2 separate regions of the Mus musculus genome follow, and region 1 is linked to region 2. The links are chromatin loops, found by intact Hi-C in ENCODE. Cell type or tissue: gastrocnemius. All regions are shown on one strand. Links, peaks and the distances in the headings refer to the core of each region. The heading gives the core; the rest is flanking DNA.

The links. Peaks named below come from ENCODE experiments on the same cell type or tissue, not always from the same donor. Only the 100,000 strongest peaks of a DNase experiment are listed, where the experiment ranks them.
Region 1: it touches region 2 in a loop (6-fold over the local background); 26 of 42 quality-filtered maps call a loop at or near these places.

What each region holds. Positions count from the first base shown.
Region 1 is chr10:118,535,979-118,544,246 of GRCm38, forward strand. All of the region lies in intron 1 of Ifngas1 (Ifng antisense RNA 1), which reads right to left. Among named protein-coding and RNA genes, the nearest start is that of Ifngas1, 16 kb to the right of the region's middle. In gastrocnemius, for the core only: no CTCF peak of the experiment used is centred there; a DNase peak (open chromatin) is centred at 3,584.
Region 2 is chr10:118,151,766-118,160,033 of GRCm38, forward strand. Mdm1 (transformed mouse 3T3 cell double minute 1) reads left to right here. Exons shown (of 14, transcript NM_148922.3): 6 at 237-331; 7 at 410-509; 8 at 5,430-5,605; 9 at 6,537-6,839; 10 at 7,682-7,791; 11 at 7,895-8,004. Among named protein-coding and RNA genes, the nearest start is that of Mdm1, 14 kb to the left of the region's middle. In gastrocnemius, for the core only: CTCF peaks have their summits at 3,492 (motif pointing right) and 4,390 (motif pointing right); a DNase peak (open chromatin) is centred at 4,752.

The DNA.
Region 1 (8,268 bases), core at 1,706-6,705, 380 kb after region 2:
AACCACTACCAATGAGCCCGAGTCTCGGTGTGATGTGGTCCAGCTCTTCTCTCCATCCTTGCCTGCTAGGATCACTCTTCTCCATACGAGTTTGCCCATTAAATGGAAACGATGCAGGTTATAGATGAGCAAAATCAAGGCTCCAACACGTCTGAAGTTTACTGCATAAAATAAGCATAAGGGTGGCATTTGGAGCTTGAACTAGCTAGAGAATCGTCTCAGTATACATCCCAGGGTCGTCTTCTATGTCTGCATTGTCCTTTGGAATATGGAACCTGCAGGAGGCAGCTCCTTCTGCATTTCTAGGTCATTTTGAAGGCTGGGGCTTAGTCAGAGGAATCTAAAGTAGCAAGGTTTGTTTATGAGAGAGACCAGAGAAGAAAGACTGCATTTATAGTGGTTGCTCAAAAGCTAAGTTCTTAGTAATCAATTGTTGAATAATTGAACCGCAACCCACAATTAGAGTAAACTAGGTCAAATTTAAGTTTACAGCATTGACTTTGTGTAAAGCAAGCCGGGGTGGTGGAATTAGCACAGAGATGGTGCTGACCCGAGTGGGCAGTGTGGGATTTGGGTGTGTATTCTATATATGCCTCTGGTTATGACAGGTCCTTCATTTCTCTGCGCTAGGAAACAACAAACCCATCTGACGCATGGTCTTCATAAAAGCTCTAAAGTCTCTAGTCTTCAAGGGCTAGGCCCCCATTGGTTTGCACTCCTTAATAACTCTGTACTGGTTTTTCTCTCATTTATAAACATCTCACAGGGATGCTGTGAAGATTAAATATGATCTAACACTTGGCAGAGACCCAGCATATAGTAAAGGATTAAATGGCCCCCATGGGCAGTTGAATTAAGTAACCATTGGCTATTAAATGTAGGAAATCATCGCCTTTCCAGCTGTGTCAAGGAGGGAAGGGGAGCTGGAATATGGAAGTGACTTGCTAAGGTAGCGAAGCTACCCCGCGAGTCACGTGGAGGCTACCCAGAAGTCCCTTTCTCCCACTTTCCTAGTCAGTAGTAACCAAGGCAAGCCCTCAGAAGAGGACAATCAACAGGAAGAGCAGCGTCACCTTGTGACGTTATTCCCTGAGGTTCTGATCAGGTTAACATGTCAGTCAGGGTTCATTATTTATAAGAAGGCCTCAGGAGTAAACTTGGGTGGAATCCTGGAAGCCAGATGGAAAAGGACGTGTTGTCAGATGCTTACAGGGAAGAACGGCTCAAAATACATGAGACTGTGGCGCCGGGGAAGGGCGCATGCGTGTGCCTCAAGGCAGCTGCAGGATTTGAAAATGAGAGCGATGGAGAACGGCGTAGAAATAAAGATGAGAGATGCCCCCCCACTCCCCCCCCCCCGCCCCCGGGCTTGCAGTTTGAACAGGAGTGCGCTGTGGATTCATTTGTGTGGCTTAGTGAACATTATCTCTTTCTAGAAGAAGCCTGTGCATTACAGAGCTTTGAAAAATTCTGGTCAAGTGCCCTCTCTGGGTTAGACTGTGCGGAGTGTAGACTCACACTGTAAATGTTGTAGCCTGGAGCTCTTCAGAAGGGGTGCCATTTGCTCCTAAAGATCAGCAGCACCATCCAGAAGCTCAGATCCCATTACGAGATGCTCATGGGTGTGGGACCATAACGGTCCGGGGTTATGGAAGAAGTTTTGAGGGAGGGAGCAGTAGTTGGCTACCTCCCCGCTCCCTATGTGGTGTTGTAAAGCCGGATCCCCCAGGATCAACTCTAGCAGGAATTTATTACCCTGACAGTTATCAGGCTTCACTCCTTGTTTAACCATATTTTTTTACCCCAGCCCCTGCAGACCTTGCAGCCCCAGGGTATATGGATGAAGCATCATTATCCGGCACCCCTGCCCTGGCCACTGGTACCTAGCCACCCACGTAAACCTTGCCCCAGAGACCCTGGCAACTCCCCAGCGCCATACATAATCCTTTCTCTCCCCACCCAATAAAGGAACCAGTTCTCTGAAGCTGTTGTTTCCTAGGTCTCTTTATTGCTCCTGCACCACACCCATTGCTGACTGCGATCCTGCACCCAAGCCAACCCACACCGACCTAAGCTGCCTTCCCTCCAGTTCAGCTTGGGAGGCAACAGGGCTGGCTACCCTGAGGGAGAAGCAGAAACTGGGTGCCACATGGGGTTCCTTTAATGCAGTGGCAGACACTTATATGAAACAACACTGAAACCTGATAGTATCTGAAATGCTCATGTGCACATCATAATTCCAAATTATCAGCTTGATATATACAGTATTATCGATAGTTAATCTCAATTTTTTTTTTTGACATTTGAGGTTTTATTTTGAAGTTACAGTAGCTTTTCTTTCTGTGAGCTTTGGATATCCTTGTCTTACCTGAGATAGAAACATGTAGTAGGGTCTTCTTAGGGTTATCTCTATACACTAAATAAGGATATGGTCGCTGGACATGGTGGCACACTCCTTTAATCCCAGTACTCGAGAGGCAGAGGCAGTCGGATTTCTGAGTTCGAGGCCAGCCTGGTCTACAAAGTGAGTTCCAGGACAGCTAGGGCTATAAAGAGAAGCCCTGTCTTGAAAAACAAAACAAAAACAAACAAACAAACAAACAAAAAGGATATGGTCAAGCCTGGGGCACTGAGGAGCCACCAGTAATAAAAGACCAGATCTCTCAATGCTCTCAGTGACAGCCACCCAGGCCAAGGGTGTTTCATGACAGTGAAACAGCAGTCATTTAAGATTCTGTTTCTATGACCTTCCCGAGCCTAGATGTTCTCAATGGAAATGAAATGTTCTTTCGAGCACCCATACAGTTGAGTGCTTAACAGAAATGAATGACTGCTTGAAGCCAACCATGGGACTGAACACAAGGTCCCCAATGGAGTAGGAGAAAGGACTGAAGGATCTGAAGGGGTTTGCAACCCCATAGGAACAACAACAACATCAACCAACCAAAACCCCCCAGAGTGCCCAGAGACTAAACAACCAACCAAAGAGTACACATGGAGGGACCCATGGCTCCAGTCACATATGTAGCATAGGATGGCCTTGTTTGTCATCAATGGGAGGAGAGGCCCTTGGTCCTGTGAAGGCTCGATGGATGTCCCAGTATAGAGGAATTCCAGGGCGGTGAGGTGGGAGTGAATGGGTGGGTAGGGGAGCACTCTCATAGAAGCAGGGAAGGGGGGTGGGATGGGGGGGCTCGGGGGGAGTGAACTGAGAAAGGGAATAGCATTTGAAATGTAAATAAATAAAATATCAGAAAGAGAGAGAGAGAGAAGAAATGGATGACTTCTTTGCTTCCCAAACCAATCATTTGGAATGGCTAACCAATAGTTAAAAGAAAACATTTTCCACACTGATTAAATGATAGTGATGCTCCTAGCGATCACAAGCACATCATCTAATTCAAGTGTCATGGGATTCTTAAGATGTACGTCATTTTAAAATCTTCATTGAAAAGAGGAGAAACTGAAGAAAACAAGGCATAGGCAGGGGAAACAAGCCTGAACCTAGATTATCTGGACTTAGAGATCATGCTTTCTAATGCTGCCTTCCAGCCACACACAACTGTGTGTTGACATCGCTTGGTGTGCTACTGGCAGAGAAAGCCATCTGCCCCTTTGAAGGGAGATGCGACCATGTGACTGGGTTGTTCTTAGTGGAAAGATAGCAAAGGGGAACTCGTGCTGTGCTGCTTTCAATCCTGTCGATTACCACTCCCTGGCTCCCCTACCCTGGTGGTCTTCACTGCCATTTCCGTCGTATTCTACAGATGCAAGGAACAGTGGAAACCATGGGAAACTAGGGTCTGGGAAGCCATGGATAGAAAGAATCTGGATTACGGAACGACTTCCCGTTGAAGAAGGGCTTCCCCTCCAACCTTACCAAGAGCTGATTTATGAGCAGACATTAATTTGCATTGTTTATTGTTACTTGATGACACTTAGAAATCTGCTTTTTTTTCTGCTCACTGCTGATTAGTTTCACTAATTCTTAGTGGAGATTTGTTGTTGTTTGTGCTTGTGTGTTTGTGGTATGTATGTATGTATGTACGTATGTATGTGTGCATGCATGTATTATGTATGTATGTATGTATTTTATATATATATATATACATATACATACACACACACACACATATATGCATGTATATTGTACAAGTAACATGTTAGACAGAAGTCTACACAGCTTCTTGGTCACTGTCTCTCTTTCTTTCTGAGATGAGGGATCTCACTAAGCCTGGTTGACAAACTGGTTAGTGTGGATAGTCTGGCTGCCCAGAGATGTCTAGGGCCCCTCTGTACTGCCTTTCCAGCAGGAGAATTATAGACGTACACTAACAACCAGCTCAGTGTTTTGGGGGTGCTGGAGATCCAAACTCATGCTTGCATGACAAGTGCTTTACTAACAGAGCATAATATAGAAGTATGAAGTCACCCAGGTTTAAATGTGTTTTCCCATTTATCATCAGAACTACAAGGCATGTCTATCTATATCTATCTATCTACTATCTATCTATCTACTATCTATCTACTATCTATCTATCTATCTATCTATCTATCTATCTATCTATCTATCTATTTATCTACTATCTATCTATCATCTATGTATGTATGTATGTATCATCTGTCAATCATCTATCTACCTATCATCATCATCATCTATATATCTATATATCTATATCTACCTATCTATCTCATCTGTGTATCTATCTATCTATCTATCTATCTATCTATCTATCTATCTATCTATCTATCTACCTATCTATCTATCTCATCTATCTATATATCTTCTTCTGTCATCTGTCTGCCAACTATTCTGTAAATTATCATAAAATATTTTCATTCTATTTTAGTTTGTTGCGCAATCATTGAGAATAACATGCAGCAACTACACTATGAGATTTCTGTAGTTGTCCACAAGTGTTTTAGTGATGACCATGACTATGGCTTGTTTGACTTGTTTGATTCTCAAATCTTCGGGCAGAAGGAATGTCACTTCAGTTCATTTTATGGTGCTATAAAATTACCTTAGGTGGATCTTGGTATTTTATAAAGTTCCTCCCGTGGTGCTGAGAATTGAAAACGGGGCCTGTGGGTGCTACTTAAGCACACTCTGCTATGGGGATACATCCCAGTCCAAGCACTTTGTAAAGGAAGGAGTCTTACTTATCTCAGAGTTGTACATGTTCGAGATCACAGCATCTTCAGTATCTGCTTGGCTCTGGTGAAGGCCCCATGGCAGATGGTACCACAATGTCATGAGCATGTGCCAAAGAGGCAAAACATTGCTATGAGGAGTCAGAGAGGTCAGAGAAGATGGCATCCTTGTGACCTCCTTCTAGAGAGAAACACTAACCTCCATGTAGCCCCATGACCCAGTTATCATTCACACAGCATCCCTTGGTAAAGGTTTGTCACCTCAGTGCCACCACAACGCAGCCCAAGCTTCCCTTGCATGAGTCTCGAGAGATGCTCTCAGACTATATCTAAACCAGAGCAGGGAGCAGCAAGATCTTCAGATATGATCATGTTTGCACATGATCTCTTTGCAGCTTAAAATTGAAACGGTACTCACTATGACTTTATCCATGTTTTCTTAACTGAATTTAATTTTTTGAAAGGCAACACAATAAGTTCATCTTTTTTTGTCAAATGTTTTGACTATGGTAAGCTGACTCACATTTATTCCCTCAGGACATATAACGAGAGCCTTCCAGAGGTCCAGAGCCACTGGTATGAATAGAGTAGGTTCATTTGAGGATGCCTAATGGTTTATAGAGTGCTTACCATGTGTCAGTTGTTCTTCTAAAGACCGTGCTGAGATTCATTAATCCCCAAGATAATTTCATGAGAGTAGCCCTCCGTCCATTTCATTTCATAGTGCGGAAATCAAAGAATGGGAACATGTAGGAACATCCCAAGCATATATAACATGTAGGTGGTGGGGCTCAAACATGAATCCACCCAACATGGCTTTGGTTTCTGTGCCTTTACTCATTGTTTGCCCCGTTGCTACATGAATATGGATGCACTGTGGTTTTGCTTCTCCTTCTAATAATATCATTGTTTCCTAATGCCTCACATGAAATCAGCACAAACTTAGATCAGAACAACCTCCTCGTATGAGCTCAGATTCCACGGTATGAGTCCAGGTACAGCGTCCCTGGGTCTTCTTCCGCTCAGGATCTTGAAAAGCTTCAGTAAAGGAGTCATCTCAGGCTAAGCTCTCCTTTGAGTTTCATAGCCTCATCTAAAAATACACAGAGGAGAAGAAATGCCATTTCCTTTAAGGCCATATAACCAGTGGGAATTGCATCTTCAATGCCATTGAGTGAATCTCTTTCTGGCCTCAATGAAGTACAGTAGGAGTTCTTTCAAAAACGTTTCCAAGTGGTTAACTCAGCCCTAAAAAGCTGGCTCAGTCACTACGTGCCCACCTTACAAGCATAAGGACCGGACTTCAATCTTTACTCCACTAAGAAAGCTGAATAAAGTGACACAGACTTGCAATTCCAGCACTGGGAAGAGAGATACAGATGCATCCCTGGGGCTGCTTAAGCATCCAGCCCAGCATACCAGGCCAGACAAGGACCACAGATCCCAGGGTGTGTGTGTGTGTGTGTGTGTGTGTGTGTGTGTGTGTGTGTGTGTGTGTGATTCCTGGGAAAGACACTCAAAGTTGTCCTCTGGCCTCCACACATGCACACACACACACATGTACACACATGCACACACATGTATATACATGTACACATGTACGCACACATGTACACACATGTACACACAATGTACACTGCCACACACATCTACAATGGGACATTGAGACTAGAGATACAAAAGCCATTGTGCAGGGTAGCTTGTCACTCATTTGCTGAGAGTAAGTTAAACCCTTCAGCTCCTAGGGAACAATTTTTTTCTTTTAAAGAAAGAAGTGGTGTTTATCCTATGAGTCAGTGAAGGACAGCAGTCAAACAGGCTTTCAATTCAGAGAAGTGCGAAGCAGAGTCCAGTTTGGTCCCTTCACTGTTTGGACATCTAGAAGGCAATGGATGTATTGGAAGGGTTTTTGTCATCATGTGAGGTAACAGTGTCATGGTGGCCTTGGCAGGTGGCCAGATAGATGAGGCAGAAGATGGATTTCCAGAATTCCTGAAAATCCCTTCAAAGCTATATCGAATGGATGTTTCGGTCATAAAAAGACCAGGCAACTGGTGGCCATTGGAAGGTGCACACGGAGGAGCAGTGTGAGGAGATACTGACAGAAGAAATGTTAAGGACCAGAGAGTGCTTGCCCATATGTTCCTTAGACTCGGCTGACTTGGTGCTACATCAAGGAGAGGAGACAAGGCCATCATCCACTGAGCGTTTGGCTGCTGCTGCTGCTGCTGCTGCTGCTGCTGCTGCTGCTGCTGACACTGCTTGTACTATGAGGCTAGCTCTAGCCTTGCCATCTTTGGGTGCTCACAGGACGAGAGGAAGTATGAAAGACTGCGAGCATTTATCCCAGAGTGTGCCCATCCTAGACACATCCGGTTAAATGAGAAGCGACTTTAATACCTAATCCTGGCAAGTGTCTGTGTTTCCCCCATGCCTGGTGAGATGAGTGTCTGAAGAAGTTTGTACTTGTAACCTGAGACACATGCAAGGCCCAAGTCATATGAGGGCCCAGCTCTTCCTCAGCTTTGTCATGGATCTCGAGAAAGTCAGGATGCTGTGGGTAGTTCCATATAGCGTCACCTTTTCTCCGGAATAAGATGATCATGTGAGTACTGGAATAAGAGAGACCTTCAAGTGTGGAAAAGAACAAAATGCTTCTGACTTGAGCTCAGTAAGGGGATGCACCTTGCTTAGTCACGTGCTTGGAAAGGAATTACAAGACGGATCACTGAGGGGCTGTGGTGGGCAGGTTCAGCGTGGGTCAAAACTCAACACATTCAGGTTTTTCCTTTGAACAAGCTCATCTCTATTAAGGGAGAATTTGGTACCCAAAGGTATCCCGACAATAAGAAAAATCAAGATTGCCAGGTTCCAAAGATGGTTTGTTGATGAATATCACACAAACATGACAGCCTCAGTATTGCCTACTTCTAAAGAAAGAAACAGAATCTTATAGTAGAGGAGAGACTAAACGCCTAGAAGGGAGGAGATAAAGATGAAATAATAAGATACTTTAGATAAAGTGGACTTTTGTAGTTTTAAGATAGCAAAGAACATTGATTGAGTGCATCTATGTATAGAATTATGATTTAAAAGTAACAAACATTCCCATTA
Region 2 (8,268 bases), core at 1,217-6,216:
TTTTAAATTCATCTTTAAAAAAACCCCATAAAATCAGGGATCTAAACTCCTTGGCTTCAAAACTTGTTGATTTGGGTTTGTTTGTTTGTTTGTTTGTTTGCTTTAGTAGCTAAACATCTAGAAGCAAAAATGTAGTAGAGTTTCTAGGCCTACCTTTATAACATGTATGTTTTTACTTGAATGTCTGACATCTCTAAGCATAAACACTCAAATTATTTCCATTTCAATACAATAAGGCAGATGAGCCTTTAGACTTAGAAGTAGACATGGCGTCGGAAGACTCAGACCAGTCTGTAAAGAAGCCTGCTTCATGGAGACACCAAAGGCTTGGGTACGTAGCTCACCAGGAAACGGTCATGTCTGGGTGGTCAGCTTGCTAAAATACTTACTTGCGTTCTGTCTCTCTTAGAAAAGTGAATTCTGAATATAGAGCAAAGTTCCTGAGCCCAGCCCAGTATTTCTATAAAGCTGGAGCTTGGACCCGGGTGAAGGAGAACCTGTCAAACCAGGTGAGTCTGATCGCACACGCTCTTCCGGCCGAGCCAGCCACTGCACCATGAGTTTCACTCACAGTGTGAGGATGGATGGTCCAATAGTAGCACCGCAAATCCCACCATCTTAAAATCGTAGTTGTCACCTTACCGGTGTGTGTACTGTTTTTATAGCAGTGACCCCGTGGAGATTGACATTGGTTATTAAAGTCATTTTTTTAAAGCCATGAAGTATCTGATAGTTCTAATGAGTTCAGTTTGCAGGATGATAGCCTTCTTGGTTGGGTCCTCATGCCATCCAGACCTCAGACTTTGAACTGAAGGTTCTCTCTATCAATAATGAATGTTCCAGGAAGATTGCTACAGTGTGCACCCCTGCATCATGTAGGAAAGGGGTGTGTGCAGCTTGAGGTTCAAGTTCTACTCTTGGGGTGTCCTGATGTAGCAGAGAAGCTGGGGCTCTGAAGATTGGGCAGAGGAGAGGACAGTTATAGCCTCCTGCTGAGAAGCGGGGCTTCTAGTCAAAGGATAAATGGTAGAAAGTCTATATTACTGTATAATTCGTGTCTTAAAACTGTTATCTGGACACTTTTCAGCCCTTCTCATGTGCACAAGCTAAATTAAACCGTTTTTGGGGTTGGATTGTATAATAACAGATATTCTTTTCTGTCTATCTTTCCAAAGAGGGTAGATTGGGTCTGGTCTTTGTGAGCTGCTGGTTCCGTGAGACAAGTAGCCTTGCTACACCCTCCTCAGCGCTCTGCCTCAAGGGGCTCTCTGACTTTTCTCACTGCAGCCACACCCTTCTCAGCGCTCTGTTTCAGGGGGCTTCCAGACTTTTCCACTGCAGCTACTCTCAGAACTGTCTACCCAAGCCTCACCCAGACTGTGCGGGACAGGAGCAGCTAGCCCAGCCCAGGCTGCGCAGGACAGGAGCAGCTAGCCCAGCCCAGACTGCACAGGACAGGAGCAGCTAGCCCAGCCCAGGCTGCACAGGGCAGGAGCAGCTAGCCCAGCCCAGGCTGCACAGGACAGGAGCAGCTAGCCCAGCCCAGGCTGCACAGGACAGGAGCAGCTAGCCCAGCCCAGACTGCACAGGACAGGAGCAGCTAGCCCAGCCCAGGCTGCACAGGACAGGAGCAGCTCCTGGTCATCTGGGCATTTGTCCATTCACTCTGGTAAAATCAAGTAAAAAGTTTGAGTTTCACAAGCAGCCATAATGGAAAAAGGACTGAATCCCCTAGGCTCTTGCACAGTTGAGTAATATTCTAGGCCTTGGCAAAGAGATTATTTCTGGGGGATTGGGCAGGGCAGGAGAAAACGGGAACACTGAAGCATGTGGCTGAAGAGGGCCAGTGGACAGGTCTGAGAAAGCTGCGTTGGGAAGAGCCTTGGCTAGTGTACGGTCTCTTCAGACTGAGGTGAGTTGGTATTTAGGCCTCACCGTTTAGCCCAGGGAGGGCTGGAGATGTTGAAGTCAGGCGGAATGCTCTGTTGTCCCAGGGAGGAGGGTGCTGTGCTGTAATGTAGAGGCTGCGTTCTCAGTTTCACCCGATGTGATATCTCCATGCTGTAACCTTCTCATAGATGTATTAGTTGCTACTGGAAGTTTATAAATTAGGGTGAAATTTGCATTAGCCTTTTATCAAAAAACCAAAACTTAAGTTGGCAAAAGGAGGACATAGCAATTCTCAGAGAAGCCAGTGATCAGTTTTTTTTTTAAAGATTTATTTATTATTATATCTAAGTACACTGTAGCTGTCTTCAGACACTCCAGAAGAGGGCGTCAGATCTCATTACAGATGGTTGTGAGCCACCATGTGGTTGCTGGGATTTGAACTCAGGACCTTCGGAAGAACAGTCAGTGCTCTTTACCTCTGAGCCATCTCTCCAGCCCCAGTGATCAGTTATTAACCAAGTTATAAACATTTAATAGGGGCCATGTTTTGGCTAAATACTAGATTTTTTCCCCTGGACTACTGTTTGTGGTATATGGCTGATACTGAGTGACCTGAATATCAAGTATTCTGCCATCTTCTCCCTGCCCCCAGCATTTTTTGGCATGTGTTTTATGTATGTGTGGTGTGTGCAGTGTGCATACATGGCTGTGCACGTGGAGGCCACAGGTGGAGCTGCTTGCTAGCTTACTTTTTGTGACAGCATGTCTCACAGAACCCAGATCTCACTGATAGGCTGTGTGCCTGGCTACTGAGCCATGGCCTCCTTTACCTTCCAGTGCTGGAATTATGCAGGGGGTGAGAGGGCAAGCGCTGTCACCCACTGAGCCGTCTCTCCAGCCACAATCCTATCACTGACACACTCTCTGCTCATAGTTCAGATACTAACTTCATTTCCTTTTAAATTGTCTACATGCTACACTTTGGGAATCTGTTTTTAGCAAAGCTACTGGGTGTTCTGTCTTAAGTCCTGTGTACTTACTAGTGGAATAGACATCCTGTGTGAGCTGGTTTTGATTGTGGCTATGTATCCCACACCTGCATCATTTCAGTTACACACTGCTGCTTTATAATGGTCATATAAGACTGCCTTTAATAATGGAATCTGTTCTAAGTTAATTTGGTTTTTGAAAAGGGTCTAACCTTAGCCTCATAGCAGTCCTCCTGCCTCAGCCTCTCCCATGCAGGCTTAACAGGTGTGTGTCAGGATGGCTCGCTGGCATGTACGTCTTTTTGGCTTGGTTATTGATGTGACTCTTGAGGCCAGTTAGGACTTTGATTCTAGATAAAGTGCTGCATTTGAGATCCACCCTGTAACCTGACAGATGCTGTAAGGACCAGGTGTAAGATTTCGCCTCATTCATTCTTGCTGTTTTCTGAATTCGATTTTTCCGCACGTAAATTTTAAATGATTCAGTTCAAATTGGGAAAAAGAATTCAGTAATGAAAGCATTCTACTTATAGTGTTTAGATTGTGCGCGTGTGTTTGCATGTGTGTTCATGTGCCTGTGCCCATGGAGGCCAGAAGAGGGCATTGTATCCCTAGGAACTGGAGTTATAGCCAGCTGTAAGTCACTTAATGTGGGCGCTGAGAGCTGAACTGGTTCTGTGTAGGAGCAGCAAGTGCTTTTAGCCTCTGAGCCATCTCTCTCTCCTTGGCTTATAAAATATCCCATCATTGGGTGACGTTGTTGGGAATAATGCATTCTTATCCTTTATAGCAGTCCTGGTCACTGGCCCTAGGGGTCATTTCTGAAATCTACACTCAAATTCTCCCTCTTGCCAGTAGAGGACCTTACTTTGAGAGACAGTTTTTTATCTTTGTTTAGGATTATAGACACTTAAATATAAAACTGAGTGTTAGCATTTTTAGGAAGGATGGCTAATGAAGACTTGTAAAAGCATTGGAGTTCATAGGTCATTAATAAATAGAACTGAATAGGCATACAGAAAGTGCCTGCACTCTGTCCTTTCTAAATGGCTATGGGCTCTTCCCCCATTCTCAGTCTTTAAGCACACGGAGCTCCTGTGTGAACAGGACGCAGCCTCCTTGTCTGTCTTTCCACTGCTCAGCATGGAAGGCTGTGTTGATTGGAGCCCTTTGAACCGGCCCTTCAGTTCATGTCCTTGTTTGTCTGCTAGGACACAGGTTGTGGCAGTGCTGGGTGGCAGTTTACACACTGCTGCTGAAGAATGAGGCCCTGATGGAATACGTAAAACATCTCTCCCTGTGAAGGCCAAACTATTAACTAAAATAGTTGAGGGATAAAAGATTATACACAAGGGTAGGAACTCTGTTTTTTAAAATATAGTTATTAATAGCAACAAATGTGGCTAAATATAATAACATTTAAAGCAGAATTGTAACAAGTCAGCTTTTTTTTTTTTTTTTTTTTTGCACTGTATTGGTGCATTTAGAGAAACCAGCAGGTGGCAGTGTTATGTATAAAATAAAAAGGTTTCCAATGGTAGTTGGGTTCTTTTCATATAAAAGTACATGATTTGCAAATTAGAGAATTCAAAGTATTTTATAGTTCCTCATGATTTAAAAAAAATCTTTTTTGTTGACTATATCACTATTATTTGGAAGGTATTTATTTTCATTTATATAGTGTATTTTTGTTTGTTTTGTTTGTTCTTGTTTTTGTCTTTTTTTTTTTTAACTTGAGGTTTTGCTGACTTCAAGAGATTTGGAGAAAGAATCTCACAGTAGTTAGTGGGGTCTTGTGTAATAGGAGAGGCTGGCAGAGAGCTGGGGGATTAAGCTAGACTAGGAGTCACTGGCATGGAGCCACTCTTCTAGAGATGGAGAGCAAGGAATAGCAGTCAGTTACCTATCAGTAGCACCATCACAGCCAGAGATGGGGAGAGAGGGATGACAATCAATTACCTATCACCAGCACCACAGCCTCGCAAGAGCGTGGCTGGTCCTCGAGCAGTGCTAAGATGTCTTGGTTACTGAGTTCACGATTACTAAGGATACAAGAAATTTAATTGTATTGACAAGTTGGTATCTATTTAGAAGGAAGAATAATAAGGTTCAGTATCTCATTGATTCCCATTAATACTCATGTATGGCATTAACCTGTCATTAAGTGTGTCTCTGTATTCCTCCCCTAGGGTTCTCTAAATGCCATGTGGTATGCAGAGGTTGGTTGCTTTTGAGTTCTTAAAAACTATAATAATGCATAGAATACTTGTGTAATTTCAGTTGGAGTAAAAAAGTATTTGTCAAAATTGTTCTTAGCTACTACAAATGTCTCCTTGCCTAGTAGTTTGGAATAAATTAGCTGCATTATGCTTTTGCTTAATTGTTTTAATATCTGCTGAAACGCATAGTCTGATGAGTGTATGTGGCTGTTATTTTGCCTGCCTTTCTCATTGGACTGTGGCTGTATCCTGCTTTGGCTTTCTTATGTACTTGTCGGTGTTTATAAAAGATCCTTGGCAATAAAGGAAGGCACCTGAACTCTCTGCGTAGGTTAAGGAGCTCCGAGAAAAGGCCGAATCTTACAGGAAGCGAGTTCAGGGGACACATTTTTCTCGGGACCATCTGAACCAGATTATGTCGGACAGCAACTGCTGTTGGGACGTCTCCTCAGTCACAAGCTCGGAAGGCACCGTCAGTAGCAACATCCGAGCACTGGATCTTGCTGGGTGAGATGTTCTTTGTGGAAAGTGAGAAGGCTGTGTTATAGCTTGTGTGCATCATAGGATGATGTAGGAAAATGACCCAGCTAACTCACAATCTGCTGTTTAGCCAGATGGGTCTCTTATTTCATTATTTAAAACTTATTCTCTGTGGTAAATGTAGCTATATTATACTTGCTTTTTGTGTTTCTGTATGACTAATAAATAACTCTGGGCAGCTAACTTTTGTAATATTCTTTGTAACAACAGAACTAGATAAGATAGATGTAAAAGAACTTTAAGAAGTAATGAGCAGCCATAAAAACTTATGAAAATATAAGTGAGTGATATATATCCATTATCATTCATTAATGAATTTTGTGGCTCTTGTGGAACTGGGCCTCTAGATGTAGAGAATTCTCTGCTGTTTTAAATTTTAAACTGAGCACTATTTAACTATTTGTAAGGGAAATTATACATTGATTTGTAGCTAATAAAGTAGAGCATTCTCATATAGTCACATATACCTCATTCATTTATAAATTCTACTATGTGATCTTGCTTTAAAAGTTCACAAAATACTCTTTAATAATATTTTGGAAAGATGAATCTAAAACATAAAAATTTGAATCTGCGTACTTGTGCATGAATATGAGTTTAGTTATGACAAATTTGCCTCGTTGGAGTTAGTCCTTATCATTTTGAGGGTAACGTTTTACCCTTTTGTCACCAGAAGTGCAAGTGTAAGTGTGTGAAGTAGGTAACTATTACTTTTTGGAATATTTAGTGGACACTTGGGTAGAGCTTTCTCTTGCTCTATTGCACAATAACTTCACTACCCAGAGAAGGCCTTCAGTATGGAAACGAAGAGACAGGAAGTCTCACACTCGCTAACCCAGGATAAACTGAGACACTCAAATGCAGATTTGCAATAAATTTTTTTTTTTTTGAAATGCAGAGACCTTACAAACCACAGGACCCCCCAGAAACACCCTCCTACCAAACTAGAAGAAAGAAAAGTTGCCTCGGGAGAGCAGCCCCTGAAAAACTCCACCAGGAGACTGGAGATGCCAGAGCCTGCCGCCTCGGTCAGGAGGAAGCTGGCTTGGGATGCTGAGGAGAGCACGAAGGAAGACACCCAGGAGGAGCCCAGGGCGGAGGAGGACGGGAGAGAGGAGAGAGGACAGGACAAGCAGACCTGTGCGGTAGAGCTGGAGAAACCGGACACACAGACACCCAAGGCAGACAGACTGACAGAAGGGTGAGACCTAAGTTCCTCAGCGTATAGGACATTCTAGTACGTGACGGATGCGTATGTGCTGTCACTGGGTACACGGTTGCACCGGCAGCTCTGTGACTAGCAAGGAGCAGTGACATAGGTGCTGCCACATGGAGTGTGCTGGGATCACACAGAGTGCGATGGAGCACTGGAGCACTGTGCTCTGCGAGGGGCAGTCAGTTCTCACATGCGTCCTGTGCTGAGGATTCGCCAGATTTGTAGCGTGTCAGGTAGGATGACTTCACAGGGGAAGCTGGGATTCATGAATATCAGGTGCTTCTGTCAAGAAAGAAAGGCCACTCCCTTGTAATATTTTTAAAGTGGTTTCTGAAAATGGCCAACAAGGGCGGTTTCATGTGCAGACCGCTTTAGAGGAGTGGCTCTTTGCCTTTGTTGACAGTCCACTTTGTCTGTAGCCAAGCCCTTTGTTCGTTCATGGATGCAGGCGATGGGAACTCGTGCTGACTAACTGGACGCCGTCTTCCTTATGGATGGCTGGTGTACAGTGATCTCCCCTCCTTTCTAGGCTTGGCTTCGCTAACTCCTTATGGATTGAGAAGTTTTAAAAGGATTGTTTTTTAGTCGAGACTTCCCTATATAGCCAGAGCTGGCTTGGAACTCATGACTCTCCTGAGGCTGCGTCCTAAACACTGGGTCATAGGCTCCCTCCATGAGGGAGCCTGAATTTTTTTTTTCTTCAGAAACAAAACTAGACTTCTCTTAGATGGTTTATGTTTTCTTACTGTGCTACTTAACGGTAACGAGACAGTTTTGATTAAATTTTCTGGAAGAAAGGCTTCCTAATAAATTGTCTCACTTTCTAGGTCGGAGACATCTTCTGTTTCCTCAGGGAAGGGAGGCAGGCTTCCTACACCGAGGCTGAGAGAACTCGGTATCCAGCGGACGCACCATGATCTCACGACGCCAGCTGTTGGTAATGGACAAACCCTGCAACCTGTCATCCGCCCTTTTAGAATGTAGCTTAGTGTGACCGACACTTAGTGTGACCGACATGTGCTTTCCATGGGGTCTTCCAGGTGGCGCAGTCTTAGTGTCTCCATCTAAAGTGAAGCCACCAGGCCTCGAGCAGAGGAGGAGAGCGTCCTCCCAAGATGGCTTAGAAACTCTGAAGAAAGACATTACTAAGGTAGCTATTTGTATTTCAGAGGAAAACCTCGTCTTGCGTCTCCATCGTCTCGTGATAAATGACATGTAGGCTCAGACTTCAGAAGACCCCACCGGTTGCATGGAGGAGTATCCCTATTAGCTCTCAGTAAGGCAAGACCAAGGCACTGGGACTTCTTTGCTTATTTAGTTGCTCTTGCCATTGTGTTGCTGCTGATAAGCATTCACAGGTTCTTAGTGTGACTCGTCAGGAAGGAAGAACAATACAGTCTGTTGTCTGCTAGTT